Regions from separate parts of the Homo sapiens genome. Here region 2 is linked to region 1. The links are chromatin loops, found by intact Hi-C in ENCODE. Cell type or tissue: heart right ventricle. All regions are shown on one strand. Each heading gives the region's core, and the rest is flanking DNA. Links, peaks and the distances in the headings are about the cores only. Region 1 overlaps TPCN1 (two pore segment channel 1). Region 2 overlaps PLBD2 (phospholipase B domain containing 2).

What was found. A loop is a pair of places that touch in the nucleus more often than their neighbours do. Peaks named below come from ENCODE experiments on the same cell type or tissue, not always from the same donor. Only the 100,000 strongest peaks of a DNase experiment are listed, where the experiment ranks them.
Region 2: a loop joins it to region 1, with 3 times the contacts of the local background. A loop is called at or near these places in 4 of 110 quality-filtered maps.

Annotation. Positions count from the first base shown.
Region 1 is chr12:113,295,301-113,310,368 of GRCh38, forward strand. It overlaps TPCN1 (two pore segment channel 1), which reads left to right. Exons shown (of 28, transcript NM_017901.6): 28 at 660-3,285. The coding sequence ends at 776. SLC8B1 (solute carrier family 8 member B1) reads right to left here. Exons shown (of 16, transcript NM_001358345.2): 12 at 14,934-15,055; 13 at 12,391-12,544; 14 at 11,195-11,275; 15 at 9,021-9,085; 16 at 3,471-4,674. The coding sequence ends at 4,477. Among named protein-coding and RNA genes, the nearest start is that of MIR6762, 11 kb to the left of the region's middle. RefSeq lists enhancers at 3,092-3,789, 3,790-4,485, 7,631-8,364, 11,799-12,998 and a silencer at 4,524-4,818. In heart right ventricle, for the core only: a CTCF peak has its summit at 3,800; DNase peaks (open chromatin) are centred at 3,671, 4,037, 4,374 and 4,674; H3K27ac peaks cover 5,912 bases.
Region 2 is chr12:113,370,782-113,385,849 of GRCh38, forward strand. It overlaps PLBD2 (phospholipase B domain containing 2), which reads left to right. Exons shown (of 12, transcript NM_173542.4): 3 at 1,868-2,026; 4 at 3,693-3,793; 5 at 4,012-4,226; 6 at 9,964-10,061; 7 at 13,324-13,484; 8 at 14,070-14,165; 9 at 14,431-14,502. Among named protein-coding and RNA genes, the nearest start is that of PLBD2, 20 kb to the left of the region's middle. RefSeq lists an enhancer at 9,563-10,088. In heart right ventricle, for the core only: no CTCF peak of the experiment used is centred there; no DNase peak of the experiment used is centred there.

The DNA of each region.
Region 1 (15,068 bases), core at 170-8,169:
GGTATGGTGGTGCACACCTGTATTTCCAGCTGCTTGGGAGGCTGAGGCGGGAGGATCATTTGAGCCCAGGAGTGGGAGGCTGCAGTGAGCCGTACCTCGCCACTGCTCTCCAGCCTGTGCCACACAGTGAATCTCTGTCTCCTAAAAAAAAAAAAAAAAAAAAGGAAATGTGGGGTATACTTAATTCCTTAATTACCTGAATACCTCAGTCCCTGAAAATGTCAGAGTTTATAATCATGGCCTTAGGCAGGTGAGGTATTCAGCACAATACAGCTCTAAGCCTCGGTGTCTCGGGTGTGAAACAGGGACACAATTCCTGCCAAGCTCAAAAGGGGTCACTCGGGGGGCCCTTTAGTGAAGGACAAAAGGTTATGCTCACAAACAAGGGGTGAGGGTTGTTCCTGCCTGGGCCTGTTAGAGAGCTGTTATGCGCAAACCTCCAGACACTAGGGAAAGATTTCATTGTCATTTTTGCCTCTGGGGCCACATTCAAAATTCCCAGCATTTCTGGGCCTGTGACGGGGGTTTCAGTACCAGCTGGGTGAGGCTGGCAGCCCTGCCCCTTCCAGCCTGGATGCTGTGGGCTGTGTGACCTTGTGGGGTGGGCGGGGCAGGGGGTGGGGTGCAGCCCTCAGCACCCCTTCTGCTCTCTTCTCCAGGAGTGGTATGAGGAGCATGCCAGGGAGCAAGAGCAGCAGCGACAACTCAGCAGCAGTGCAGCCCCCGCCGCCCAGCAGCCCCCAGGCAGCCGCCAGCGCTCCCAGACCGTTACCTAGCCCAGCGCCCGAAAGCCGTCTCTTCTATGCAATAACACAATAGTATTACTCTACTGCGATGTACGGAACTGCGGTGTGTGTACACATACTCACGTATATGCACATATTTATATACAGGAAGAAAAAAGACAGACAAGATGGGGCTTGGTTTATAACCACCTTGCCCTGTCTTCCTTAACTCCAGAAGCCAGTTTGGTGAGGGGTGGGGGTGCGGCCACCAGGTCTGAGCTCTTCCTACTGTGGAAGGCTCCAGAAGGCCCTTCACAAGGAGACCCCTCACCTGGATCCAGTCGACTGCGGGGCTTGCCCCTCATGTGGGCTGGCCTCCATCGGCCACGTCCAAAGCTGTCACTGCTACTGCTTCAGGCTCACATCCCCCCGACCTGATGGCGTGCCCGCCCCCTCTCCCTGCGGCCCATGCCACAGGTTTCTGTGTTTTGCTTTAGGGACAGAACCACTTAGGAAGGAAAGAACTCCCGGTCTCCAGGGTGGTATTTCAGTGTCTGTGATAATGTCACGCAACACCTCTTCGGGGACCAGTGCCCAGGATCTAATGGAAGCGGAATTGGGGCAACTGGGCCCATGTGGCCAGAGCTCAGTTAGCCAGTGCCGGGCGGCCACAGATTACACTGACCAATCTCCTCCCTTGGCTCTGCAAGCCTCCCACCCAGCCTTCTCTGGCTTAACCCTTGTTGGCGAAAACTCTTCCACAGTGGCCTCCTTGGGGACCCAGAACCCGGAGGAAGGGGCATGAGGCAGGAAGTGGGGCCGATGTCTGCAACCCAGACCACTTCGTGGAATGGGCTCTTGACCAAATCCCTTTTTTTGCGATTTACCCGTTCAAGCAAAACAACGTTTTGGTTAACTAAGGATTGTGCTAAAGCCGATACCAGGTCCTTCACACGTGTGCACTAGGAACAGGAGCGAACAGCACAGAGAGACGCTCCCTGTGGGACGCAGCAGCCCCGTGGCCCCGGCCCAGTTCCCAGCCACCCTCCCTGGCTCTGCTCACACCAGAGATTTCCATAGCAGGAGCGGTTGGTGCAGAAGTAGGTTCAGATGAACCTCAGTTAACGTCGCCACCCCTCCTCCCACCATGGTACCCTGTAGGAGCCCTGTATGACATCTGAGCGTGGTGGAGGTAGGAGGGTTGCCAGCTGCAGTGACCCTGCCACAGAGGCAGGGTCAGTGCAGAGGTCGCTTTGGTTCCGCTTCCCTGGGCCACAGAACGGAACACAGCATAGGTTCTGCAGCAGGAGCCGCAGTGGCAGGATGGAGGGTGCGAAGGGCAAGGAGTGCACTGCTGGGCATTCCTGGCCAGCCCCGGCCCTCTGGTGCCTGCTTCCTGTGACTTCAGAAGGCAGGTGGACAGAGCCTCCCTCTGGCCTTGTCCTCTTCCCAGCCACAGAACGGGCAGGGTGGCACCCGACCCCAGGGGAGCAGTACCTGGTCCCCCACCCCCTCCTCCCAACCACCTCCAAGGCCAAGCTGGGTCCCATAGCCAGCACGGCATGGTTCTCCCCTTCCCCCCTTCCCAGGTCAGGGGAGTTGGACAAGTAGCAGGTGTTTGTTTTTAAAGCACAGCCCTTTGGGAAAGCAACACATTATTGAGACTCACTGTGATTCCCCCGGGAGTCAGACTGGCTTTGTCCTCTTCCTCTCTGGAGGGCCATGGGCCATCAGCAGGAGCTCCACATCGAGCCCCAGGCCAGAACCCCCTCCCTTTCACAGAGAGGGAACTTTATTGCACAATTGGGTGCCTTTTAGCTTTTGTGTGTTGAAATGGGCGTTTTGGAAGCAAGGGTCAGGGGACAGCTTCTAAAGGTGTGAGTCTCTGACCTGAGCATCTGGGCCTCGCCTGGGCCCTTCTTCCTCCCCAGGGGTGGAAACGTGGAGGGGCCAGCAGCACCCCGGGGTCTGCCCAGGGGAGTCAAGGCCCCGAGGTGGGGGGGCCTATTCCAGGAGGAGTGGGATCTCGGCCCTGTCCAGAGCGAGTTAATGTGTCCATCTGCCCAACCCTGTCCTGAGAAAGGACCTGGTTTTGGCCAGGACCTGACAAATACCCAATGGCAGCAGTGTCAACAGACGGGAGTCCAGCCAGGGTGGGTGCCCTTGTCATTGAGGTTAGGGACAGCTATCCCCAGGTTATGCCTGGCCCCACCCAGCAGGGAGTTGGGGTCCCCCCACAGGCTGTGAGCTCTGTGGGCCCTGGGATGTGATCTAGCTCAGATGCCCTCTCATCCTTGATGTCATAGTTGAGTGCACCCAAGTGGCACCCACTGGCGGCCAGGGGCACAGCCTGGTGGTGGTGGCAATAGAACTGTGCCCCTCCTCAGCTCCTCGCTTCCCCTCCCACAGCCCCAGCCTTACTCCACCATGCGGACAATCATTTTGTACGGATCACGGGAGCAATGCTGTACGGTTTTGTACACTGGTGGTTTGTTTCCTAGAAAACCCATTGTGTCTCTGGATTTCTAGCACATTACTAAAAGAGCCTCTGCTTTGTAAACATGGCTGCTGCCTCTTGACTTCTGTGGCTTTGGGTATTGTCGGGAGAGTGGCCCCATCCAAGGCCATGGCCATTCCTGATCCTGCCTCAGCCCCACCCCGAGCTGTGCCCTGGGGTCAGCCACTTGGCACTGGCCCCAGGTGAGGAAGAACTGGTAAAAGTTGGGGGTGTCATTTTCTCTACACTTGAAATTTTGACTTTTTTTTTATTTGGAAAAGAGACAGTTGAATCCCTTTTCTTTACCAGCATAAGGCAGTCAGGCAAACCTAAGAGTTGCTTATTTCGGCAACATAAGGCGGGGTCATTGCATGACAGCAAGAAGGCACGAGGTCCCCTCATCTGTCCTTTCCCAGCTCGCAGGCCTTGGAACCCCGCCCAGGGCCCCGCTGAGGGAGGCACAGGCACAGTCCTACCGACTCCTGCCTGGCAGCTGGAGGAGCCCAGGTTCCAGCACAAAGGAGTCTGTGGACAGGCAGGGGCAGAATCCTGGAGGGAGCGCCTGAGCCACCATCCCATGTGGCAGCTGCTGGCGTAGCAGTGCCTCGGGCTGGCATCGTTTTGGAAGCAAGTGGGTTCAGTGAAGTGTGTTGCCACGAATAGCACCCGCTGCTTTTGGCTTTATTAACGTGGCAAGGAGAAATTCAAAATTAAGTATGTCTCGAATTCTGTTTGTGGCAGATGGTGCGGCTCTGGAGCTCAGCCCTCGGCGGCCTGATTCCCAGGGGTCCAAGCCACCCTCATTCTCTGAGTCAGGGTTGGGCAGCCACTTGTGTCCTGAGAAGGTGCCAGAAGGCCTGAAGCCCAGGCAAGGGGAACGGGCAGTGCCTGTGCCTCGGGGGTACCTCCAGCATGGCCTGGAGCACATCCAGCCATCCCCTTCCCCCAAACTCCAGCCCTTCTCAGAGGGGCTCTGGGGGTCATTCAAGGGGGACTTCTAGCTTCTCTCTGGAACCCTTTGTCCAGAGCAAAGCCAGGTTTCCAAGGTCCCCACGGCAAGGCTGTTGGGTGCTGGCAGCAAGAGGTACACAGCAGTTCTCCCAGCTCACAGCAGTGACCTCAGATCTCCAGCAGCAAGGGCCGCACTCTCGTGCCCACAAGGGCCTTGCAGAAATGCTCCGGTCCCTGGGCCTCCCCCGGCAGGAGGGGCGGGGCTCCTGCCTGCAGTGAGGCCACAGCACTAAGCGGCTTCAGTCACATGCTTTTCAGGTGAATCACTCCAAATTCAGTGAGGAGGGCCACGACAAGGAAGTTCAGGTAGAAGAGGAGCAGGCAGAAGCCATAGACTCTGCTGAGCTGGAAGCACTGCAATGGGACTGAGACCAGGGAGAAGACGAGGCTGAGCCCCAGGGCGCCTGCCAGGACCCACACCAGCAGTCCGTCTGGCTCCAGCTGTGGAAGAATGAGGGGAGAGAGGCTGAGTCACTGCCCGTCACAGGCCCCGCCCCGTCTGTGGCCAACACAACAATGCAGCCTCAACAACAATGCAGCCTCAACAACAATGCAGCCTCAGCAACAATGCAGCCTCAGCAACAATGCAGCCTCAACAACAATCCAGCCTCAACAACAATGCACCCTCAACAACAATGCACCCTCAACAACAATGCAATCTCAGCCGAGCACAGTGGCTCATGCCTGTAATTCCAGCACTTTGGGAGGCTGAGGCAGGTGGATCACCTGAGGTCAGGAGTTCGACCTGTATTGGCCAGGAGTTCGAGACCACTGGCCAATACAGTGAAACCCTGTATCTACTAAAAATACAAAAATTAGCCAGACATGGCAGTGTGCTACTGGGGAGGCTGAGGCAGGAGAATCACTTGAACTCAGGAGGCGGAGGTTGCAGTAAGCCGACATCGTGCTACTGCACTCCAGCTTGGGTGATGGAGTAAGACTCTGTCTCAAAAAATAAATAAAATAACAACAACAACAACAACAACAATGCAGCCTCAACAGTGTTTGAGGGCACCAGCTGGGGGCCACTTAAGGAAGACTGGCCTGCAGCAGCCCGGCCTGCCCTGTGGGATGGCATGCCCCACCCTGAAGTTACCCAGACGTGGCCCCAGAAGTTTCCAGACGCAGAAACAGCAGGGAAAAGGAACCTTCTCTTCCAACTTCAGCCAGGTCCACCTGCCTGGGTGCCTCTCCCCTGCCTCGAGTCAGATGTCATTATAATTCCCTCTGTTTTTAATGCTGAACTCTAGTCAACGACATGCACAAGCGGATGTTCACCACTTACTGTGAAATGCATCAAGAAACAATATGGATGCGTTAGGCCGGGCAGGGTGGCTCAGGCCTGTAATCCCAACACTTTGGGAGGCCAAAGCGGGCAGATCACTTGAAGTTAGGAGTTCGAGACCAGCCTGACCAACATGGTGAAACCCCGTCTCTATTAAAAATACCAAAATTAGCCAGGTGTGGTAGCACATGCCTGTAATCCCAGCTACTCGGGAGGCTGAGGCAGGAGAATCACTTGAACCTGGGAGGTGGAGGCTGCAGCGAGCCAAGATTGCACCACTGCACTCCAGCCTGGGTGACAGAGCAAAACTCCATCTCAAAAAACAAAAGAAGAAAAAAGAAAAGAATAGATGGAGGCATGGACAGACAGGCATGGACAAACAGACAACAAAGCAAAGGCAGCCAAACATAAACAGTAGAGTCTGGGTGGTGGGAATATGTGTGTCTATCATACAAGTCTTTTAACTGTTCTATGTTTGAGTTTTCATAATAAAATGGAAAAAATCTTTATAAGGCTTTTTTTTTTTTTTTTTTTTGACATGGAGTCTCACTCTTGTTGCCCAGGCTGGAGTGCAATGGCGTGATCTCAGCTCACAGCAACCTCTACCTCCCAAGTTCAAGTGATTCTCCTGCCTCAGCCTCCCGAGTAGCTGGGATTACAGGTGTCTGCCACCACGCCTGGCTAATTTTTTTGTATTTTTAGTAGAGATGGAGTTTCACCATGTTGGCCAGACTGTTCTCGAACTCCTGACCTCAAGTGATCTGCCCACCATGGCCTCCCAAAGTGCTGGGATTACATGTGTGAACCACCGCACCCAGCCCATAAGGTTTTTGAAGAAATGGCAGCTATAAGTATCTACTGAGTGCCTGCTCTATGCCAGGCATTGTGCGAAGGGCCTAACAGGCACTGTCGTCTTTGATCTAACAATAGTCTTGTATGGTGGGTACTAGGATGGACTCCATTTTACAGATGAGGAAACCAAGACCCTTAGACTTGACTGACTTGTCCAAGGTGCTCAGCAGCACTGGGCCTGGCACCTCTGCCTGACTCTGAACTTGGGAGGATGCCGCCTTCTGGGTGAAGGAGGGGATGGATGAATGATAAAGGAGTGGCAGCAGCAGAAATGAATGAGCGAGAGCCAAAGTGTCAGGCACAAGACAGGCTCCTCTGCGGGAGGAGGAGCTGACAGCAACTCCCGTTCTCTAGAACTGGGGAGGAGCCTGCAGATTTCAGCTGCAGGTTTTTATATGTGTAGTAGGATAAGTAGTGCCCCACCCCCAACAAATTCACGCCCATCCGGAAGCTCAGCATGTGGCCTTACCTGAAATAGGGTCTTTGCAAATATAATAAGCTAAGGGTTTCAAGATACAATCATCTTGGACTTAGGGTGGCCCCTAAATCCAATGACTCATGTCTCCGTAAGAAGAAGAGAGAGATGGCCATGGGAACACAGAGGCAGAGACTGCAGAGATGGGCCCACTGGGCAAGGAACGTCAGGAGCCAACAGCAGCTGGAAGAGGTGAGGAAGGATCCTCCTCTGGAGCTTGGAGGTGGCACTGCCCGGCTGATGCCCTGATTGCAGGCTTTTGGCTTCCAGAACTGGGAGAGACTCAATTTCTGCTGTTGTCAGCCCCCTGGTTTGTGGTCAGTTATGGCAGCACTAGGGAACTAACACTATCTATGGTATACATGTCACACATGGTTGCTGACATATTTTCAAGCAGTACAGAAGAGTAAAAGGGACTGAAATGTCCCCTCCCCGCTTCTCTTCCTTCCACACTTAGCAGGTATATCCAACACGCAGTGAAGACATGAGGTACCGTGTGGGCTGTTTCTAGGCACCGTGGCGTTTCGTCTTCCCAGCCACCTGCATCCTCCTCGTCTCCAACCCACAGATGAAGAAACTGACAGAGTAAGTGACAGAGCCCAAATCCAAGTGCAAGCTCTTAACCAATGCCTATCCTCCTCCCCATGGGATGCCATATTACACACGCCTGTGGACACACACACCTCTAGACATGTACATCAATTCTGAAAACAGAGATGGGACCGTACAATAGGTAAGTGTTTCAAAGCGACTTGTGGTTTTCAACCAACGGTACACCATGGACATCCTTCCATGTTGATGTCTCATGCCATTTAACGGCAGGAGCGTTTCCTAAACTCAGCACAAAGGTGGTAGACACACGCGCACACACACACACACATTTCCTAAACTCAGCACAAAGGTGGTAGACACACACACACACACGTACACACACACACACACTTCCTAAACTCAGCACAAAGGCGGTGGACACACACACACACACACACACACACACGCGCGCGCACAGGAGAAAAGAGGAAATAGGTCCCCTGAGGAGCCAACCCTAAAGCCTCATTACCTGGAACTACCCTAGAATCTATCATGAAAGGGAACCTATTAAACCCATAAAGAGGGACAACAAAGTTTGCAGAGGGTGTTTACCTTTCAGAAAAGAAAATTTCAAGCCCTAAGTAGCTGTTTGCTTGTGGGCATGGCCAGTGTGAAAGAAACACCCTGCCCCCGGCTAACAGGCTCTGCCGAGAGCCTATTCAACAACTCGTGCCTCTGGGAGAAACGGGTGACTTTATTCAGCTTCATAACACTCAAAGAGCTTTCCCATGGCGAGGCTTAAAACCAACCCCCAGGCCATCTCTTCCTCCCCAGCCTACGTCTTCCTTGCTGAGTCTCTGGACTCAAGTCCTCCAGAATAGAGATGCAGGGATGGGACTGCCAGCGGCTCAGGGGTCCAATCTGCCTCATATGCACAGGGTTTTGTTTGCATGTGAGGCAGATTTTCGAATAGAAAAAAATTCACTTAGGAATCTTGATTTCTTCTCTAGAGGACCTGGAATATCTGGCCACATGCTACCTACCCAAATCACCCACACATCTCTGTCACCTCCCCTGTGGGCAGTGCTGGGATATGGTGCTCAGTCTGGCCCTTCCGCTGCGTGCTTATCCAGGAAGCTCAGCTGGTGTCATCAATCTCATTTTATAGGGGAGGAAATTGAGGCCCAGAGATGTCCTAACTCCATTTTTTCCCTTTTTTTCTGAGATGAAGTCTCACTCTGTCGCCCAGGCTGGAGTGCAGTGGCGCAATCTTGGCTCACTGTGACCTCCACCTCTTGGGTTCAAGTGATTCCCCTGCCTCAGCCTCCCAAGTAGCTGAGATTACAGGTGTGCACCACCACACCTGACTAATTTTTGTATTTTTAGTAGAGATGGGGTTTCACCACGTTGGCCAGGCTGGTCTCGAACTCCTGACCTCAAGTGATCCTCTGCCTCAGTCTCCCAAAGTGCTGGGATTACAGGCATGAGCTACCACACCCGGCCAAGATGTCCTAGCTCACTCAAAGTCATACAGCCAGGGACTTAAGTGATGGGACCCAGATCCAAAGCCAGGGCCTTCCTGCCCCTTCCCCATCAAGCTACATCTTGGTTATATACACTTGTAAACTTACAAGGAATACTCACCTTCACTTCTGTGTGGCTTCGGGAGATCTGGAGCAGGCAGCCCAGCCCCACACCCACGAGGATGTCTGCAGCCCAGCTCAGGAAGCTTTGCTGGAATGGCCTGCACATAACCCAACCACATAGCCCGTTCCTCCTACTGTGTTCATCCCCAGGGCTTGGGATGCCACTGCAAGAATGAACTTGGGCCAGGCGCAGTGGCTCATGCCTGTAATCCCAGCACTTTGGGAGGCCAAGGCAGGAGGATCACTAGAGGCCAGGAGTTTGAGACCAGCCTTGGCAACAGAGTGAGACCCGTCTCAAAAAAAAAATTTGGTGGGGGTTGGAGGTAGAGAAGTGCAGTGGTGTGAACACGGCTCACTGCAGCCTCGACCTCCTAGGCTTTGTGATTCTCCCACCTCAACCTCCCAAGTAGCTGGGATCACAGGCATATGCCACCACACCTGGCTAATTTTTTAATTTTTCTGTAGAGACAGGGTCTTGCTGTGTTGCCCAGGCAAATCTCAAATCACTGGACTCAAGTGATTCTCGTGCCTCAGGCTCCCAAAGTGCTGAGATTACAGGTATGAACCACTGTGCCCAGACTTACAAAAAAAAATGAATTTACTTGGCTTTCTTTATGATGTATGCCCAACTCCCCCAAACACCATATCTGAGGAGACCCTATCTTTTTAGGCCTTTAAGAAGATGGGTGCTGAGTAAGTGTTGCAGTCAGTCTCTAAGGATCGAACACCTTAGGGTGCCAGGAATGCTTGGCGCATGTAAGCACTCAGTAGGTGGGGAAACCGAGGCCAGGAGAGATGAAGGGACTGCCCCCAGTCCCTAGAGGGAACTGGTGATAGTGTGTGGGCCGAGGCCATCTCTAGGGGTCGTTCAGGGCTCCCTCCTTCCCAGCCAACCTGGGAGGTCAGGCGAGGCTGCAGCCCGAAAGCCAGGAGTAGGCCTCAGTGGGCGCAAAAGGGCCACCAAGGGCCTTGCTCAGCCTGGGAGTTAAAAGGGCAGGCATCACTGTCTCCGCAGTTAGCCTGTTTTGCCGGCCAACTGCTCACACTGCAGCCCCTGGTGAGGCTCTGTCATCGTGGAGCCTGGAGAGAGCGGCCCTTCAGGCACTTTGTGATCATCTTTCTTTCTTTAGCAGCCAACAGTATCCACTGCTGGCCGAATGCCTGCCGTGCGCCAGGCACTGTCTGGAACCCACAACCATCTGGTTTCAAAGCTCTTTCTCTTCATAGCCCCAGGCTGGCTATATCCGTCTTTTCTATATAGACCAAAAGTTGGCAAACATCAGCCCTCCGGCCAAATTTGGCCCACTAACTGCTTTTATAAATAAAGTTTTATTGGAACAGAGCCATGGCCATTCACTTATGCACTGTCTGTGCCTGTTTCTGCACTATAGCAGCAGAGTTGAGTAGCTGCAAAACCGCCTGCATGGCCCCCAAAGTCTAAAATATTTATTCTTTGGGCCAGGTGTGGTGGCTCACGCCTGTAATCCCAGCACTTGGAGGCTGAGGCTGGCAGATCACTTGAGGTCAGGAGTTTGAGAACAGCCTGGCCAACATAGTGAAACCCTGTCTCTACTAAAAATACAAAAATTAGCTGGGCGTGGTCGTGGGCGCCTGTAGTCCCAGCTACTCAGAAGACTGAGGCAGGAGAATTGCTTGAACCCGGAAGGCAGAAATTGCAGTGAGCCAAGATCACGCCACCGCACTCCAGCCTGGGCAACCGAGCCAGACTCCGTCCCCACCCTGCAAAAAAAAAAAAAAAAAAAAAAAAAAAAGAATTCTCTGGCCCTTTTAGAAAAAGTCTGCCAACCCTAACATAGACCATGACATGTCGCTATGAGCAAGAGAGAGAGGGTCTTCCATAGGACACATAAGCTCATCCTATGGGCACCTGCTTATCACACCACTCACTGTCCTAACAATAATAGCTGCTGTCTGCTGAGCCCTTACCAGGGGCCAAGAATTTCATTCACCTCACTGGATCCTTACAACACCACTTGGAGGTTAGCACTCCCCAAATCCCTATTTTAAAGCCTTGGAGCCTGAGGCTCAGGCAGCCACATTACCTGCCCCAGGTGTTACACCGAGAACCAATCCCCAGGGTGGGGCATGGAGCACACCCCACCCACGGCTGTGACACCAGTGCTAAGGCCAAGAACAGACCACAAAGGATACTGAAGATGATGCCGCCAAAGCAGGCGGAGAACGCCATCCGTGGGTAGCCCTGGCGAGCCAGTGTGAAATCCGAGAAGGCATCTGCACAGGAACAAGAGGGGCCTGCAGTGGTGAGTCGCTTCCCCCACCCTCCCTGGTCATCCACGCCTTCATTCTCACCCACGGTCATTCAGGCAACAAACACAGATGGATGCCCAAGTGTGCCTGGGCACTAGCTGGTGGGGTGCTGTGTGAGGGGGCACAGCATCTGGGAAGACACACTTCCCTCCTTAATTCCTTTACCCCACTCTTTCACACCAGGAACAACTTTGCAGGTGTGAAAAACGCGGCTACCAGCTGGGCACAGTGGCTCACACCTGTAATCCCAGCACTTTGGGAGGCCAAGATAGATGGATCACCTGAGGTCAGGAGTTCGAGACCAGCCTGGCCAACATGATGAAACCTTGTCTCTATTAAAAATACAAAAATTAGCTGGGCATGGTAGTGGGCGCCTGTAATCCCAGCTACTCGGGAGGCTGAGGCAGGAGAACTGCTTAAACCTGGGAGGCAGAGGTTGCAGTGAGCCAAGATCACACCATTGCACTCCAGCCTGGGCGACAGAGCAAGCCTCCATCTCAAAAAAAAAAAAAAAAAAAAAAAAAAAAAAAAAAAAAAAAACTACGGCTACCAATTTTTCAAAGTCTCATCTGCTGGTAACATGCACAGCACCTCCACATGAATAAGAAGAAGGTGCTCAAAAAGGTAAGTGGAAGGAGGGGCTAGATTTCAGCTCCCTCATCCTCTTGTCTGGATGCTCTGGAGCAGTGCATAACCTGGCCAACCACACCTGGCTGCTACAGCTAGGGAAGGGTGTATGTATGTAAGTGTGAATGCCTGCATGTCACACACCCGTGTACACATCAAGCACGGCCGGCTGCAATGGGCTCCATGTCCTGCCTGAACTCTGGGAGCCACCGACCATCCCCGCATCAGAGGGTGGGGAAGAGGCAGGGGCCTCTATAGAGTTTCTTGGTCCAACTGCAGTCAGGGCCATCTCACCCCAATGCTGGCCACTCCACAGTGACAGGGGACACTGCACAGGTGCAGAGGGCAGACACCCTGGACACTCCTGCCCAGATGCGACTCTGGCTGGGGGAGGAAAGAGCTAAGATGTGGCCGCACTCACCCCCACTCAACCCCACCCAGCCCTGAGTCACCTCCAATGCTGTTCCCCCAGGCCAGCAGCGTGAGCCCCAGCACAGTGTTGCTCAGCCGGAAGACCACACCCAGGGACCGCAAGATGTTCACCACCTCTGTGGCGGCCGCGTTGATCCACAGGGCGCTGGTCAGAAAGCCCAGGAAAGCAAAGAGCTGCGGAGGGAATGGTTTGCTGTGGGACCAAGGCCAGCCCCAACAGGAACACAGCCTCAGTTCCTCACCTGTGAAACGGGATGATAACAGTATCTACCTCATGAGCTTATTATGAGTATAAAACACGTTACTATATGCATTGGTGCCTGTGCAAAGTTAGTGCTCAATAAAACGTGAGTTCAATATTATTTTCTTTTTTCCTTAATAAACTCCCTTTCAGGCCGGGCACGGTGGCTCACCGCCTGTAATCGCAGCACTTTGGGAGGCCGAGGCGGGCAGATCACCTGAGGTCAGGAGTTCGAGACCAACTTGGCCAACATGGTGAAACCTTGTCTCTACTAAAAATACAAAAATTAGTCAGGCTGGTGTCACACACCTGTAATCCCAGCTACTCGAGAGGCTGAGGTGGGAGAATCGCTTGAACCCGGGAGGCAGAAGTTGCAGTGAGCCTAGATCATGCCAGTGTACTCTAGCCTGGGCGACTGAGTGAGACTCTGTCTCGAAAAAAGAAAAAAAATAAAAACAAAAAAACCTCCCTTTCATATACTAAAAAAAAATATTATTTTGTCTGGAAAGGGTTCCTTATCACTTTCATCAGATTTCCAGTCTATGAACCAAATACCACCCATCATCCCAATAAGTATCCCTGTACTCATTAGCGGTCACTCCCTAGCCCCACCCCACCAGCCCAACTCGACCACTACTCTGCTCTCTGTCTCTCTGAATGTGCCTCGTGGACATTTCACATCAATGGAATGCCACAGTGTGTGATCCTCTGCTACAGTCTTCTCTCACTCAGCATCATGTTTTCAAGGGTGATCCATGTTGTGGCACACGTCGGTACTTGAAAAAACAGTGAAAGACAATTTTCCCTAAGTAGTAAAAGGCAACTTCCCTAAATGATCCATTTGCTGAAAATTCAACACCCTTCGGTTGGTACATTCATTGAGTTTCCAAAAGTAAAAACTAAAATTTTAAAAAATCATTAAGCACTAAACAATGAAAATTTTAAGTAAACTTTTTTTTTAGGACGATGTCTCACTCTGTTGCCCAGGCTGGAATGCAGTGGCGCGATCTCAGCACACTGCAACCTCTGCCTCCTGGGTTCAAGCGATTCTCCTGCCTCAGCCACCCAAGGAGCTGGGATTACAGGTGCCCGCCACCATGCCTGGCTAATTTTTGTATTTTTTAGTAGAGACAGGGTTTCGACATGTTGGCCAGACTGGTCTCAAACTCCTGACCTCAGGTGATCCACCCGTCTCGGCCTCTCAAAGTGTTGGGATTACAGGCGTGAGCCACCACGCCCAGCCAAAATGAAAATATTAAGTAAACTTTTTTTTTTTTTTGAAACGGAGTCTCTGTCACCCAGGCTGAAGTGCCATGATGCGATCTCATCTCACTGCAACCTCTGCCTCCTGGGTTCAAGCAATTCTCCAGCCTCAGCCTCCCGAGTAGCTGAGATTACAGGTGCCCGCCACCACGCCCAGCTAATTTAAGTAAACTTTTAAGGAAAAAGTCTCTGGACAAACCCCTAAATATTCTTTAGAGTGCCTAGACTAGGGAAAATGGAAAAAGACACCCACAAAGGCCATCCCATTCTATCCCTGGAGTGTCTTTAGAAACCCAAGGCTGGGCACAGTGCCTCATGCCTGGAATCCTGGCACTTTGGGAAGCCGAGGCAGGAGGATTGCTTGAGGCCAGGAGTTTGAGAGTAGTCTGGGCAACATAGTGAGACCTCATCTTTACAAAAAACATACAAAAATTAGCTGGGCGTGGTGGCTTGCGCCTGTAGTCCCATCTACTTGGGGGGCTGAGGTGGGAGGATGGCTTCAGCCCAGGAGGTCGAGGCTGCAGTGAGCTATGACTGTACCACTGCACTCTAGCCTGGACAGCAGAGGGAGACCCTGTCTCAAAAAAAAGGAAATCACATATTGTAGGATTCTATTTATATAAAATGTCCATGATAGGCAAACCCATAGAGACGCGGAGTAGAGTCGTGGTTGCCAGGGGCTATGTGGGGGGTGGGGAAATGGGGAGTGACTTATGGGCATGAGGTCTCTTTTTGGGGTGATGAAATTCTCTAAAATTGATTGTGATGATTCCACAACTCTGTAACTATAATAAAAAACATTAAATTGTATACTTTAAATGGGTAAATTGTATGGTATGTGAATTACATCTCAACAAAATTAAGCTATTACCAAAAAAAAAAAGAAAAAAACCCTGTATAGATACAAACACTCTCAAAAGCAGCTTTAAAGTTCGGTTACCTGTCTTTGTGTGACTCCTGATCAAACTGGTCAAAGTGCCTCAGAGATGCAGACAGGACATCTGTGTGGGAGACATCAGCATCCCTCCCCCCCCATCTCGGAGAACCCGGGCTTCTTACCCAGTGAAGCCTGGGGGGCTGGCTGTCAGATGTGGCAAAAAAGGTCACTGAAGCCAAGGCTGTGCCTGCGATCACCACCACGACCCAGACGGGAACGAGGCCGCCTATCTCATAGACACCATCTGCAAAGGGAGA
Region 2 (15,068 bases), core at 3,198-11,197, 79 kb after region 1:
CAGACATGCTATCAGGCATTGATGACCACTTTACAGAGACAGCTTGTCATGTGTACTTCACAGTAAACACCGACATTTTCCAGGGAATCCATAAATTACTGACTTTTCCATTGATGGCCTAACCAGTGGCCCAAAGGCAGAGCACCTGCCTGTAATCCCAGGATGTTGGGAGGCTGAGGAGGGAGGACTGCTTGAGCTCAGGAGTTGGAGGCTGCAGTGAGCTAGGATTGTACCACTGTACTCCAGCCTTGTGACAGAATGAGACCTTGTCTCAAAAAAATGAAACAAAACAAAACCACACAAAAAACAAAACAAGAAGTAGGCGAGGCTGTGGAGTGACAGCTGTCTCCTGTGATGCAGATGGAGGCATGCATTGGGTCACAAGTTGACATCAACTTGTGGAGTTGAACCTGCATGTGCCTTAGGATCCAGCAGCCCTACTACTTGGGTGCATACCTTAGAGGTGACCCACGGACATGCACAAGGTACTCAAAGCAGTCCCAAAGTGGGAGTCCTTAAAACACCATGGGCAGGTGAATGGCTGACCAGGTGGAGGTGCACAGTGCAGCATGACAGAGCAGTGGAAATGGGTGAATCTGAGATGCCTGGAGGCGAGGGGGAAAGAGCACATCACAGAGGACAACGTCCAGTGGGACACCCTTTTATAAAACTCACACTGCTCCTTCTGACACCCAGTCGCAGTTGTGGGTGGCCCTCTGGGACCTTAGTGTCTGGGGAAGTGGTCAGATGCTGGGCCAGGGCTGTTGTGGGTGCTCAGTGGTGAATGAGACACGGTTCAGTCTCTCAAGGGGCTCACGGCCTGCTGGGGACACTGAGGCAAGGCCACAAGTGGCTCTTATGTCAGGAATCCCAGGCCCATGTGCCAGGCACTTTGCCCACAAAGTCTCACTGAGCCTCCACCCTAAACCCCTGAGGGAAGCATGTGCACCTCCCCTGGATGGATGGGCAGGCTTGGGCCCAGAGAGGTGAAGCTACTTTCACAAGGTCAGCCAGCCAGTCCACAGAGGAGGCACCATTCAACCTCAGCTCTGTCTAACCCACGTCTCGCTCCTAACTAGTGTGCCCTGCTGCCTCCCCCTCTAGCCTGTGGCCTTCTTGTGGGTGGTAATATGTCTTGTCCCCAGCTGTGTCCCCTGATCCCAGCCCAGAACCTGGTATAGGACAGGCAGTGGGGAAATGCTGTGGAAGTCATGGAGGCCTGCATGGAGGAGGTGGTGTCTTAGTGGGCCTTGAAGGATGAACAGGATTTGGATGTGTTTCAGTGAGATGGTGATGGAGCAGCAGTCATGAAGCCATCAATCCTGAGGCAGTGAGTGCTGCCACTCACTCACGGGGATGACCAGGCTACGTGGTCTTTTGTCCCCCAGCAGGCGAGCCTGGACTCATGCAGGTGGCATCTCGGTGGGAAGTGCAGAGGGCCGCATGAAGTCTGGGTGAAACTGCCACGGCATTCTCTTGCCCAGTGGAATCAGAAGGGTTATTGCTGTTTTGTTCCCTGCTATGTCCTCAGTGCTTAAAAAGGAACATAATAGGTGCTCAAAAAAAAAACATTCATGGATTGACTAACTGAACACACATATAGATTGGGGTCCCCAGTAGCAGAGGTGGTGCCATCAGTTATAGGCTTTGCAGGCTAAAGGCTCTCAGGGCAACTTCCAGGGGCCTGGGGTCCCTATCCGGGGCAGAGCTGGGCAGGGAGAGGAGCCTCCAGGGAGAGGACAGCATGAGCAAGGACTCAGGTGGCCACACCAGCAGCCTCCGCTCTGGGGCAGCCTGGGTGGGGGGCTCTCAGGGAAGAGAGCACCCCAGCTGCCCGCCCTTGCCTCGCCCACCCCCTACCCCACAGCTCATCTACATGCACTGGATGAACACGGTGGTGAATTACTGCGGCCCCTTCGAGTATGAAGTCGGCTACTGCGAGAGGCTGAAGAGCTTCCTGGAGGCCAACCTAGAGTGGATGCAGGAAGAGATGGAGTCAAACCCAGACTCACCTTACTGGCACCAGGTGAGTCCTGCTGCCACGCTTGGTGGGAGGGGGCTTCCAGCTGGCCAGCCATCCTGTCTCCTGTTGTTCTGGCCAGCCTTGTGGCATGTCCAGCTGCCCAGCCGCCTCTGTTTCCATCATCATCTCCATCCCTCCTAGCCGACCTGCCACTCATCCATCTGCCCAGTCTCCATCTGTCCACTTGCTGGAACTCCAGCCATCCATCCTAGCCTACCTACAGTTAAATAATGACCAAAAACAAATAGTCAGTTGTTAGCATGGTGTTTTGCTTGTGTACATATGGTGTTTTGCTTGCATACAAGGGAGGTTGCTTGGTAGATTGATTACATTGGATGCAAGTAAAGACAGTATGAGAAAGAGGGGAAGGGGAAAACCAGAAAATCCCAGAAAGTCTGGACACAGTGAATTTTGTTTTCCTTTCCTTGAGTGAGCTGCTGATCAGCTGGCAGCTAACGGAGAGGCCCAGGCAGGCTCTCTGCCTTTGGGCCACTGGCTAGGCCATCATTGGAAAAGTCAGTTATTTATGGATTCCCCGGAAAATGTCAGGTGTTTGCTGTGAGGTACACACGGCAGGCTGTCTCTGTAAAGTGGCCATCAATGCCTGTTAGCATGTCTGCCTAGCCTAGGCCAGGTTTGCACCATTTTCCTCTGTAGAACTTCTCACTGTTTACCCACCCACCTACTCACACCCTAAGACAGACTCTTCTACCACCAACCCATCTACCTGTCCATTCCACACATCCACCACCCATCCATCCACCCATCCATCCATCCATGCATCCATCCATCCATTCATCCACCTACCCACCCACTCACCCATCTACCTATCCATCTATTCACTCACTCATCCATCCGTTCATTTACCCACCCATTTACCCACCCATCCATCCATCCTCCATCCACCCATCCTTCCACCCACCCACCCACTCACTCATCTACATATCTATCCATTCGCTCACTCACTCATCCATCCATCCATTTACCCACCCATTCATCTATCCATTCACACACCCGTCCATCCATCATCCATCCATCTACCCATACATACATACATCCACCCACCCACCCACCCACTCATCCACCCATCCATTCACCTCCCACCTGTCAACCCACTCACCCACCCATACATACATACATCCACCCACCCATCCATTCATCCAACAACCCACCCATCCATCTTGCAGATGCTTACTAAGTGCCCAGTGTGCCTGCCCAAGGCCCCATGAGGGACACACTGATGATACTTTATGGCTATAGGATGTTGAGGCAAAATGATGACAATGGGGAGAAGTCAGATGCATGAGACAGGTGCCCGAGGCAGCAATACAGTCAGTACTGAACTCAGAACAGGAGCAGTTGGCAAGAGGCCAGGCCAGGCTGGGAGGCGTCCTAGAAGAGATGGCTTTTGAACTAGGCTCTTAAGTGGGGCTGATTTGGGGTTAACACAGGGCAGAGACATAGAGTTAATTCATTGAAAGCAGGAGAGTGCTCAGCATGGAGGGGTGGGTGGTAGTTTGGGGGAGTCAAGGCTGGCTGGAGTCTGGAGGGTACCCCCGGGCCTCCTGCTCTGTCTGAACCCCCAGGCCAGAGCCCGTCCCGTTGAAGGAGAAGGTGTGAGCCTGGAGGAGAGGCCTCACCCTCCCTCTGCCCCCGCCCCCTCCCCTAGGTGCGGCTGACCCTCCTGCAGCTGAAAGGCCTGGAGGACAGCTACGAAGGCCGTGTGAGCTTCCCAGCTGGGAAGTTCACCATCAAACCCTTGGGGTTCCTGTAAGTGCCACCCCCAGAGTGAACAGGGTGGGAAGAAGGGCCACACACTCATAGTCGGACAGACCTGGGTTCCAGCATCAACCTTGCCACTCCCTGGCTCTGTGGCCTTGGAACAGTCAGCTGACTTCCCAGAGCCTCAGCTTTCTCCTCTGCAAAATGAGTACATAACAGCACTCACAGCAGGCGTGGTAACCCTCTGATGCCCTGGCCCTCCTCAGCCTGCTGCAGCTCTCTGGGGACCTGGAAGACCTGGAGCTGGCCCTGAACAAGACCAAGATCAAACCTTCTCTGGGCTCTGGCTCCTGTTCTGCCCTCATCAAGCTGCTCCCTGGCCAGAGTGACCTCCTGGTTGCCCACAACACCTGGAACAACTACCAGCACATGCTGCGTGTCATCAAGAAGTACTGGCTCCAGTTCCGGGAAGGCCCCTGGGGTAGGTGGGTGTGGGTGTGTCTGGGGGATGAGCAGGTGGGTGGGCACACACGTGGGGAGTGGTCCTAGGAGGTTTGGGCCTTGGAAACCCTCCCAACACACGGAGTCACTGCAGGGATATTCCAAGAGTTCATTTTGGTTTTGTTTTTTTCTTTTTGAGTTGGGGTCTTGCTCTGTTGCCCAGGCTGGAGTACAGTGGCACAGTCATGGCTCACTGTAGCCTTGACTTCCCAGGCTCAGATTATCCTCCTGCCTCAGCCTCCCAAGTATCTGGAACTACAAATGTGTACCACCACACTCAGCTAATTTGTTTATTTTTTTATTTTTAAGAGATGGAGTCTCACTATGTTGCCCAGGCTTGTCTCAAACTCCTGGGCTCAAGTGATCCTCCTGACTTGGCCTCCCAAAGTGCTGTGATTACTTATGTGAGCCACCACGCCTAGCCAGTTCATCTTGTTTTACATGTTTATTGCCTTTTTTATTTTACCTATTGCTGCTTAACCAGTTACCCCAAAATTTAAAACAACAACAGCTTAAATAACCGCTATTTATTTTTTGCTCCTGCCTCTATGGGTCAGCTAGGTGGTTTTGGTTTTCTGGGCTGGGCCAGGCTGATCTTGGCTAGGCTCACTGATGCATCAGCAGTCTGCTGGCAGGTCAGCTGGGGTGGGATGGCTGGAATGGGATGGCCTCTTCTCCTGTCTGGGGTTGATTGTCAGCCAGGGTGATGGGGACAGCTGGGCTACGTGGTCTTTCATCATCAGTAGGTGAGCACAGGCCTGTTCATGTAGCACTGGGGCAGGATATGGTAAAGGCCTCTTGAGACCTTGGTGAAACTGACACAGCATTCTTTTCTTTTTATTTTGAGACAGAATCTTGCTCTGGTGCCCAGGCTGGAGTGCAGTGGCATGATCTCAGCTCACTGCAACCTCTGCCTCCCGGGTTCAGGCAATTCTCCTGCCTCAGCCTCTCGAGTAGCTGGGACTACAGGCGTGCATCACCATGCCCAGCTAATTTTTGTATTTTTAGCAGAGACAGGGTTTTCCCATATTGGCCAGGCTGGTCTTGACCTCCTGACCTCAAGTGATCTGCCCACTTTGGCCTCCTAAAGTGCTTGGATTACAGGTGTGAGCCACCGCACCTGGCTTGACACAGCATTTTTTTTTTTTTTTTTTGAGACAGAGTCTTGTTCTGTTGCCTAAGCTGGAGTGCAGTGGCACAATCTCAGCTCACTGTGACCTCTGCCTCCTGGGTTCAAGTGATTCTCCTGCCTCAGCCTCCCAAGTAGCTGGGATTATAGGCGCGCACCACTGTGTCTGGCTAATTTTTGTATTTTTAGTAGAGACGGGGTTTTGCCATGTTGGCCAGGCTGGTCTTGAACTCCTGACCTCAGGTGATACAGCCGCCTCGGCCTCCCAAAGTACTGGGATTAAAGGTGTGAGCCACCGCACCTGGCTGACACAGCATTCTTTATCCAAATCAAGTCAGGTGGCCAGCCCAGGCTCAAGAGATGGGAGAATAGGCTCCACCATTTGCTATGAGGAACTGCAGAGTCACATCACATATGGCTTGGATGCAGGCATGGGAAGAATTAGAGCTATTTTTGCAAACAACCAATTGCAAGGATTGCATGAATACATTCTTCCTGTCAAATGTGAAAACTGGCTGGGCACGGTGACCCATCCCCGTAATCCCAGCGCCTTGGGAATTCGAAGCAGGAGGATTGCTTGAGCCCAGGAGGTTGAGGCTGCAGTGAACAGTGATCACGCCATGACACCCCAGCCTGGGTGACAGTGCAAGACCTTGTCTCTAATAAAGAAAAAAACAGTTTTACAGTCAAGGCCAAAGTCCTCCATAGTGCCACATCCTTCATCCCAGGCCCCAGCATCAGCCCCAGGGATACCACTGCCAAATGTTTGCAGTACCTCCTTCATGGCCAAATGTAAAAACTTGATGGGACCAGGAGCTGGTGAGGAGGTGGGGAAGTGTCCAGCCTTATTCATTGCTAATGGGAGTATGCGTTGGCACAGCTACTTTTAAGAGGAATCCAGCTGGCATCTAATAAAATTCAAAATCTGTCACTCCAGTGATCCAGCAATTCTCTGACTCCAGTCTGTCCCTAGAGAGACATTTCAGCTTCTGCATGGGGAGTGTGTATAAGCAAGTCTGCTATCACAGTGGTTTGGTGACAACCTAATGTCCATTCATTGAAATTTAAGTAAACTCTAAATTGACATTTATACAGGAAATCGTATACACTGTAAGTGTACAACTTGAATTTCTTGCACGTGGAACACACCTGTGTATAGCATCCATCTGGAGAAACAGAACATTCCCAGCCCCTAGAAGCTTCCCTCGTATCCCTTTCCAGGCACACCCCCACCCCAGCATCATCTCTGTCCTGATTTCTGTTTTTTGTTTGTTTGTTTGTTTTGTTTTTAAACAGTCTTGCTCTGTCACCCAGACTAGAGGGCAGTAGTGCAATCTCGGCTCACTGCAACCTCTGCTTCCTAGGTTCAAGCGATTCTTCTGCCTCAGCCTCCTGAGTAGCTGGGATTACAGGCACACACCACCACACCCAGCTAATTTTTGTATTTTCCGTAGAAATGGGGTTTCGCCATGTTGGCCAGGCTGGTCTTGAATACCTGACCTCAAGTGATCCAACCGCCTGTCCTGATTTCTCACAGAATAGGTTAGGTTTGCCTGGTTTTGAATGTCATATGAATGGAATCATGTAGTGTGTGCTCATTTGTTCTGCATGTCTGTGAGATTCATCTGTATTACTGTGTGTAGCTGTAGATCTATCATTCTCATTGCTATATATCCATTAAAATTTTAATAGCTTTTAAAAACATACTGTATAAGTCATACAGGTATGTTATAGAACATTGGAGAATCCACCAAAACACTCTCACAATGAAAATCACTTGAACACTCCACAACCCAAAAGAGAACATTTCTGTGAACATTTGGTTATGTTTTCTCCTAGACTTTAAAAAATGTACCTTGCCTGGGCACAATGGCTTATGCCTGTAAACCCAGCACTTTGGGAGGCCAAGGCAGGTGGAACACTTGAGGTCAGGAGTTCGAGACTGGCCAACATGGTGAAACCCCATCTCTACTAAAAATACAAAAACTAGCTGGGCGTGGTGGCGCACACCTGTAATCCCAGCTACTCGGGAGGCTGAGGCCCCAGAATTGCTTGAACCGCGAAGGCAGAGGTTGCAGTGAGCCAAGATGGTGCCACTGTACTCCAACCTAGGCAACAGAGTCGGCCTCTGTCTCAAAAAAAAAAAAAAATTTCCAAGGGTGGGCTTCATGCATGGAATGGGGTGCTATACCCATCATTGTAGTATTATACAGAATAGTTTCACTGCTCTAAAATGTTTGCTTTCTGAGTTTTTTTAAAATCATAATTAAGATTATACTGTATGAATTATTTGCGACTTCCTTCTTTTGCCCACTAGGCTGCCTTGGAGAGTTGCCAGTACTGCCATGTTTGGTCCACTGTGCGTTTTGTTTTTCAAATTACTTATTTTGAGACAGGGTCTCACTGTGTTGCCCAGGCTGGTCACAAACTTCTAGCCTCAGGTGATCCTCCTGCCTCAGCCTCCCAAAGCACTGGGATTTCAGGTGTGAGCCTCTGCGCTGGGTCCCACTGTGCCTTTTTCCTTTCCTTTTTTTTTTTTTTTTCTTTGAGACAGAGTCTCACTCTGTTGCCCAGGCTGGAGTGCAGTGGCACAATCTCGGCTCACTTCAACCTCCGCCTCCCAGGTTCAAGCAATTCTCCCACTTCAGCCTCCTGAGTAGCTGGGACTACGGGCATGCACCCCCAACCTGGCTAATTTTGTATTTTTAGTAGAGATGGGGTTTCACCATGTTGGTAAGGCTGGTCTCAAACTCCTGGCCTCCTGACCTTGGCCTTCCAAAGTGCTGGGATTACAGGCGTGAGCCACTGTGCCCGGCCTACTGGTCCCTTTGTTTTAAAGTGCAAAGACTTAATGTGGAAGAGATAATTCAGGCCAGACGCGGTGGCTCATGCCTATAATTCTAGCACTTTGGGAGGCCGAGGCTGGTGGATCACTTGAGGTCAGAGTTCGAGACCAGCCTGGCCAATGTGGTAAAACCATGTCTCTACTAAAAATACAAAAATTAGCTAGACATGGTGGTAAATGCCTGTAATTGCAGTTACTCGGGAGGCTGAGACAAGAGAATCACTTGAACCTGGGAGGCAGAGGTTGCAGTGAGCCGAGATCCCCCCACTGCACTCTAGCCTGGGCAACAGAGCAAGACTCTGTCTCAAAAAAAAAAAAAAAAAAAAAAAGACAAAGGATAATTCAGAGAGCTACACCCAGAACTCTGGAGCACTGTAGGGAAGAGGTCTGGGTAGAATCCCTGCTCAGCCATTTAACTGTTTGGCCTCTGCTAAGTTACTTAGCCTTTCTGAGTCTCAGATTGCCTTATCTGCAAAGTGCAGATGATAATTCTCTGCCCCCATGCAGGGCGGGTATAAGGAGTCAATTTACAAGATCACAGGGGTAATGAGCCTCCAGCATAAGCGTGAGGTCACAGTAGCCCTGCTGCAGACAGTGCATAAAACCAGACTAGCACTTGTCAAGGGATGGGTTTCAGGTAGAAGGAGTTCTAGGGCAGGGGTGAGGGTACCTGCCGGGGGTGGGCCTGTAATCCCAGCTACTCGGGAGGCTGAGGCAGGAGAAGCGCTTACAACTGGGAGGTGGAGGTTGCAGTGAGCTGAGATCGCCCCATTGCACTCCAGCCTGGGCAAAAAGAGCGAAACTCTGTCTCAAAAAAAAAAAATGTCCAGTGAACAAAATATTTATCTGTTTGTCTATCTATCTGAGTATATATATTTAACACATACACATATACCCACGCACACACAGAGTTGTCCCTTGGTGTTGGGGAGGGAGTTGACTCCAGGAGCCCCTGTGGAAGCTCAGGTCTCTTCTATAATACGGCTGACTGTTTACCTATAACATATACATATCCTCCCATATCCTATAATCATCTCTAGATTACTTGTAAGACCTAATACAATGCTACATTAATAGTTGTTATACTGTATTTTTAAAATTTGTTTTATCTTTTAGTGTTATTTCTTTTATTTATTTATTTATTTATTTTTTTTAGATGGAGTCTCACTCTGTCGCCCAGGCTGGAGTGCAGTGGCGCGATCTCGGCTCGCTGCAAGCTCTGCCTCCCGGGTTCACGCCATTCTCCTGACCCAGCCTCCCAAGTAGCTGGGACTATAGGCGCACGCCACCACGCCTGGCTCATTTTTTGTATTTTTAGTAGAGACGGGTTTCACCGTGTTAGCCAGGATGGTCTTGGTCTCCTGACCTCGTGATCCGCCTGCCTTGGCCTCCCAAAGTGCAGGGATTACAGGTGTGAGCCACTGCACCCAGCTGTGTTGTTTCTTTTTAATCATGTTTTTTTCCTAGTATTTTTGGTCCCCAGTCGATTGAATCCAAGGATGTGGAACCCACGGACATGGAGGGCCAACTATATAAGTTTTGCTGCTAGCTTTTATTTTTACTTGCACGTATATGCACTTTTATATGCCCAATGACCTCATTTGCTAAATGACAAAAAGGACACAGTGGGGGCTTCCTCGGAGGCCTGCCTGTGCCCCTGTGCCTGTGTCTTGTTAGGTAGGGTGCAGGGGCCTCCACCTGTGCCTGTCTGACCAGCATCCCTGGCTCGCTCTGCCTGCACAGGGGACTACCCGCTGGTTCCCGGCAACAAGCTGGTCTTCTCCTCCTACCCCGGCACCATCTTCTCCTGCGACGACTTCTACATCCTGGGCAGTGGGCTGGTGAGTCCCTTTCTCATGTCTCCTCTGTTCCTGGGGTGTTTGTCACACGGCGGCTCTGAGCTGGCAGGATTGATTCCTGCGGCAAGTGGGGACCAGGCTGCAGCCCAGTGCTGGGTGCCATGTAGGAGCCAGGGGTGCAGTGGAGGATGAGGTGGACGCTGCCCCACCTGCCATTCAGAGCCCAGACTCGCCCTTCCCCTGCTCTGGGGACTTGGACCACCACAAGGGCGTGTTTAAACATAGACCCCCAGGCCCCGCACAGGGCCTCCAAAACCTGCAGATGGCCTGGGACTCTGCATGTAACCCTGGTTGTCAGGAAAGGCTGGACTTGGGGATGTTTGGGACTATCCCTGACCTCAGTGACCTCACTTGTTTTTATGTATTCAGGATAACTGTGCCCCCGCCCCCCCCACATCCCCACCGCTTCCCTCTCCTCCTGCCTCCCTCTTGCTTTCCTCAGAGCCCCTCTGACCTGACCAGGTTTGCTGAATAGAGGCTGTTTACAGTGTGTTGTTTTCATCTTTTTTCCTGGCTGCGGTCCAGACTTGTTTAGAAATCTGTCCCTGGCACCCCTCGCTGAGAAAGTGAACCCTTTGATCTCCAGGGCAACGAGACAGAGGAGAAAAAACATCACTCTAAAAAACACCCTTAGCGCAGAGAACGCCAGCTCCCTGCGGGGACGGGAGGGGTGGGGACTCTTCTTCTTGTCTGATCCTTGCTTTTTTCTGAGTGTGGAACGAGGCAAGAGAGGGCCAGGCGGTGGGTGAGGGAACCCCCATGCTGTGGCCCAGGTGGGGAAGGGGACTGAGGCAGCTGGGGAGGGACACGTGAAATGGTTCCACCTGGTTACCAGGAAAGGGTCTGGGCAGGAAACTTCCCTTCCATCAGGGTCCCTAACTGTTTTTGTGCCATAAACACCTTGGGCAGTCCAGGAGGCTGTTGGCCCTCTTCTCAGAATAGTGTTTTAACTTTTATTATTTATTTATTTTTTTTCATAGAGATAGGGTCTCTCTCTGTCACTCAGGTTGGAATGCAGTGGTGTGATCGTGGCTCACTGCAACCTCCCACCTCCTGGGTTCAGGCGATCCTCCTGCCTCAGCCTCCTGAGTAGCTGGGACTACAGGCACATGCCACCATGCTCAGCTAATTTTTAAATTTCTTGTAGAAATGAGGTCTCACTATATTTCCCAGGCCAGTCTCGAACTCCTGGGTTGAAGGGATCCTCCTACCTCAGCTTCCGAAAGTGCTGGGATTATAGGTGTGAGCCACTGTGCCTGGCAAATTAGTGTTTTTAGACACATAAACCAAAATGTATAGGATTATGGAGGAAACCAGTTATAGTGAAATATGGTTATCAAAATATAAGTAAACTTTTAGTATATATGTGCTGCTTTATTAACACACTGAATAATAAGATCCAGAAGCAGGTGTGATAAATACCATAAGTTAGAAGAAGCAAGGTGCATGAATGATACTTTAAGGTATGTACAGCCTTGTAATCTGATGGAAAAACATCTGTGATTTCTGACAGTGACCGTCCCAGTGACTACTAATACCACTGTGGTGTGTCACGTTAACAGTGGAAAGAAATACCAAATTTCAGGATTTTTTTTTTTCAGAGATAGGATCTCACACTGTCATGCAGGCCTGAGTGCAGTGGCATGATCACAGCTCACTGCAGCCTCTATCACCTCAGCCTCAAGCGATCCTCCCATCTCAGCCTCCCAAGTAACTGGAACTATAGGCGCCTGCCACCATGCCTGGCTAATTTTTTTATTTTTTGTAGAGACAGGTTTTGCCATGTTACCCAGGCTGGTCTTGACCTCCTGGGCTCAAGCAATCTGACCCCCTTGGCCTCCCAAAGTGCTGAGCCACTGTGTCCAGCCTTTTTTTTCCTCTTTAAAGAGAAAAAAGAAAAAATCACATTTATGGATACAGCTATCTTTTAGCTGTTCTCAGCTTTTTGGTGGGGGTGGTGGTGGTGGTGGTTTTTTGTGTGTGTGTGTGTGTGTGTGTGTGTGTGTGTTTTTTTTTTTTTTTTTTTTTTTAGATAGGCTCTCTCTCTGTTGCCCAGGCTGGAGTGCAGTGGCACGATCTCAGCTCACTGCAACCTTCGCTTCCAGGGTTCAAGTGATTCTCATGCCTCAGCCTCCGAATAGCTGGGATTACATGAGTTTTGTTTGGTTTGGTTTTTAACTCACAAGAACTAAGCTTTACTTTTCAAATATGCTGAAGGCAGCCAAGGGTTCCAGCAGGAAATGGAGAAGGGAGAGGAGGCAATCGGAGGCAGCGGTGGGCATCCTGCATGCCCCAAGGCTGGAGGGAGACTGAGGGCCTCTCCTGTTGTAAGGCCTCCTAGTCCTCTGACTGCTGCATCTGCCAGGCTGACAGCCTCAGGCCGTGCAACTTTTCCTGCAGAACTGTGGGAAAGGGGTGGGAATGGGAGGTTGCCCAGCTTGGTGAGGGAGTGGGTTCATGGGAGCGGCTCTTTGGGCCTCTCAGGGGCTGTTCACCAGGGCAAAGCTAGATGCATGATCCCAAATCCTCCTGCGTGCTTGTCCAAGGAACTGGTGGGGAACACGTGCCTCAACTGGATATGAGTTTTTATTTTTATTTATTTCTTCTTTTGTTACCCAGGCTGAAGTGCAGTGGCATGATCTGGGCTCACTGCAACCTCTGTCTCCTGGGTTCAAGTCATTCTCCTGCCTCAGCCTCTCCAGTAGCTGGGATTACAGGTGTATGCCACCACACCTGGCTAATTTTTGTATTTTTAGTAGAGACAGGGTTTTACCATGTTGGCCAGGCTGGTCTGGAACTCCTGACCTCAGGTGATCCACCTACCTTGGCCTCCCAAAGTGTGAGCCACCATGCCCGGCAGATTAAGTAAGTATTTAACACATGTAATCCCAGCACTTTGGGAGGCGGAGGTGGGCGGATCACTTGAGGTCAGGAGTTAGACCAGCCTAGCCAACATGGAGAAACCCTGCCTCTACTAAAAATACAAAAGTTAGCCAGGCGTGGGGGCACGTGCCTGTAATCCTAGTTACTAGGGAGGCTGAAGCACGAAAATTGCTTGAACTTGGGAGGCGGAGGTTGTAGTGGGCTGAGGTTACACCACTGCACTCCAGCCTGGGCAAGAGTGAGACTCTATCTCAAAAAAAAAAAAAAAAAAAAAAAATTTTTGGAGCCATGACTGATGAAGTACTGCCACTTGGTGGCAGCATGCCTAGGCTGTGCAGCAGCCCCCTTGACCTTCCCACAGGTGACACTGGAGACCACCATTGGCAACAAGAACCCAGCCCTGTGGAAGTATGTGCGGCCCAGGGGCTGTGTGCTGGAGTGGGTACGCAACATCGTGGCCAACCGCCTGGCCTCGGATGGGGCCACCTGGGCAGACATCTTCAAGAGGTTCAACAGCGGCACGTGAGTGGGCTTCTGGCCCTGTGGCTTCCCCTGCACCAAGAGATAGACCAACCTCCCCTTTAACACTCACACTCCTGGGGACCAGATGTGGCATCCGGGCCACACACCCCACGCCCTCCTTTGTTTCATACATGGGGAGACTGAGGCTAGGGAAGGAAAGGATTTGCCCCTCCCCTGCAGGCTCCTCAGCCTAGGAAGGGGTGCCTTGGTGGCAGTACAGGAAGAGCACTTGGAACCTGAAGACTCTCAAGGGGACAGTGGGGAGGGCTGTTTGAGGAGGTGGACGTGGGTGGGTGGCAGGGCCTGTGAGCCAGAGACACTGGAACTGGGCAGTGCAGATCTTACAGCATCCGGCAGAGGAGCTGACCTAGGGAGCCACAGAATATTCTGGAACAGTCAAGCAGCATGACGAGAGAGGGGTTTGTGGATACCTGGTCATGCTGCAGCGTCAGGGTGTCAGTTGAATGGCTGGACAACCCCAGGCCCACTTCCTGTAATTCCTAGCTGAGTGGGACACTGCAGGGTGGGGAAAGCTGGGGAGGTGGCTCCAGGCTCTGTTCAGTCCTCCCTTCCCCTGCCCGGCAGGTATAACAACCAGTGGATGATCGTGGACTACAAGGCGTTCATCCCGGGTGGGCCCAGCCCCGGGAGCCGGGTGCTTACCATCCTGGAGCAGATCCCGTGCGTACCCTGGGAGGGAGGGGTGGGGGCTCGGGGCAGAGGGGACTGCCAGGGTGAAGGCCCAGAGCCGTGCTGGCGCTGTGCAGGAAGTGAACGATCTCAGGAGGGTGTGGCTGGAAGAGAAGGTGTCCCTGGTGGGGGCTGAAGTTCAGGACTTAATCCATCCTCCAGGCAATGGGGAGCCATCGGGGCTCCCCGAGCAGGGCAGTGCCCACAGGAGCCCCTTTTCTGATCACCTCCACCCCATCTCTCTTCTCGGTCTCAGCGGCATGGTGGTGGTGGCTGACAAGACCTCGGAGCTCTACCAGAAGACCTACTGGGCCAGCTACAACATACCGTGCGTGCCTTCTCACTCCGCTCCCCGTCACCCTCCAGGGCATCCACCTCACTCCTTGCCCAGCTCCTTCCTAGGCAATGTTTTTAAACCCACAGAACAAAGAATCCCAGCCTACCCCCTTTTCTGGCCAGGAGAGCCCAGACAGTTTGGCAGTGTAGTTGCATGGCTTAAGTCAGCATCCATGTGACCTCTGGTTCTAACACCCAGAGCAGGGTGGTGTGGGGTGGCCAGGCTCAGGGACTGGCCCCTGCCAGGGTCTCTGACTGGATCTGCCTTACTGGGCTGTACAGCTGTCACCTCCTGAGGCTCACTTACTTTACCTGCATTTTCTCATTTGACTCTTAAAATTGCCACATGTGGTCACTAGAGTTCCTGTTCCCATCTCACAGATGATGAAACTGAGGCCCTGAGAAAGTACCTCACTTTCCCAAGCTTCCCCTGTTGGCGAATGGTGAAGGCAGGATTTGTTTTTTGTTTTTTGTTTTGAGACAGAATCTTGCCCTGTCACCCAGGCTGGAGTGCAATGGTGCAATCTCAGCTCACTGCAGCCTCCGCCTCCTGAGCTC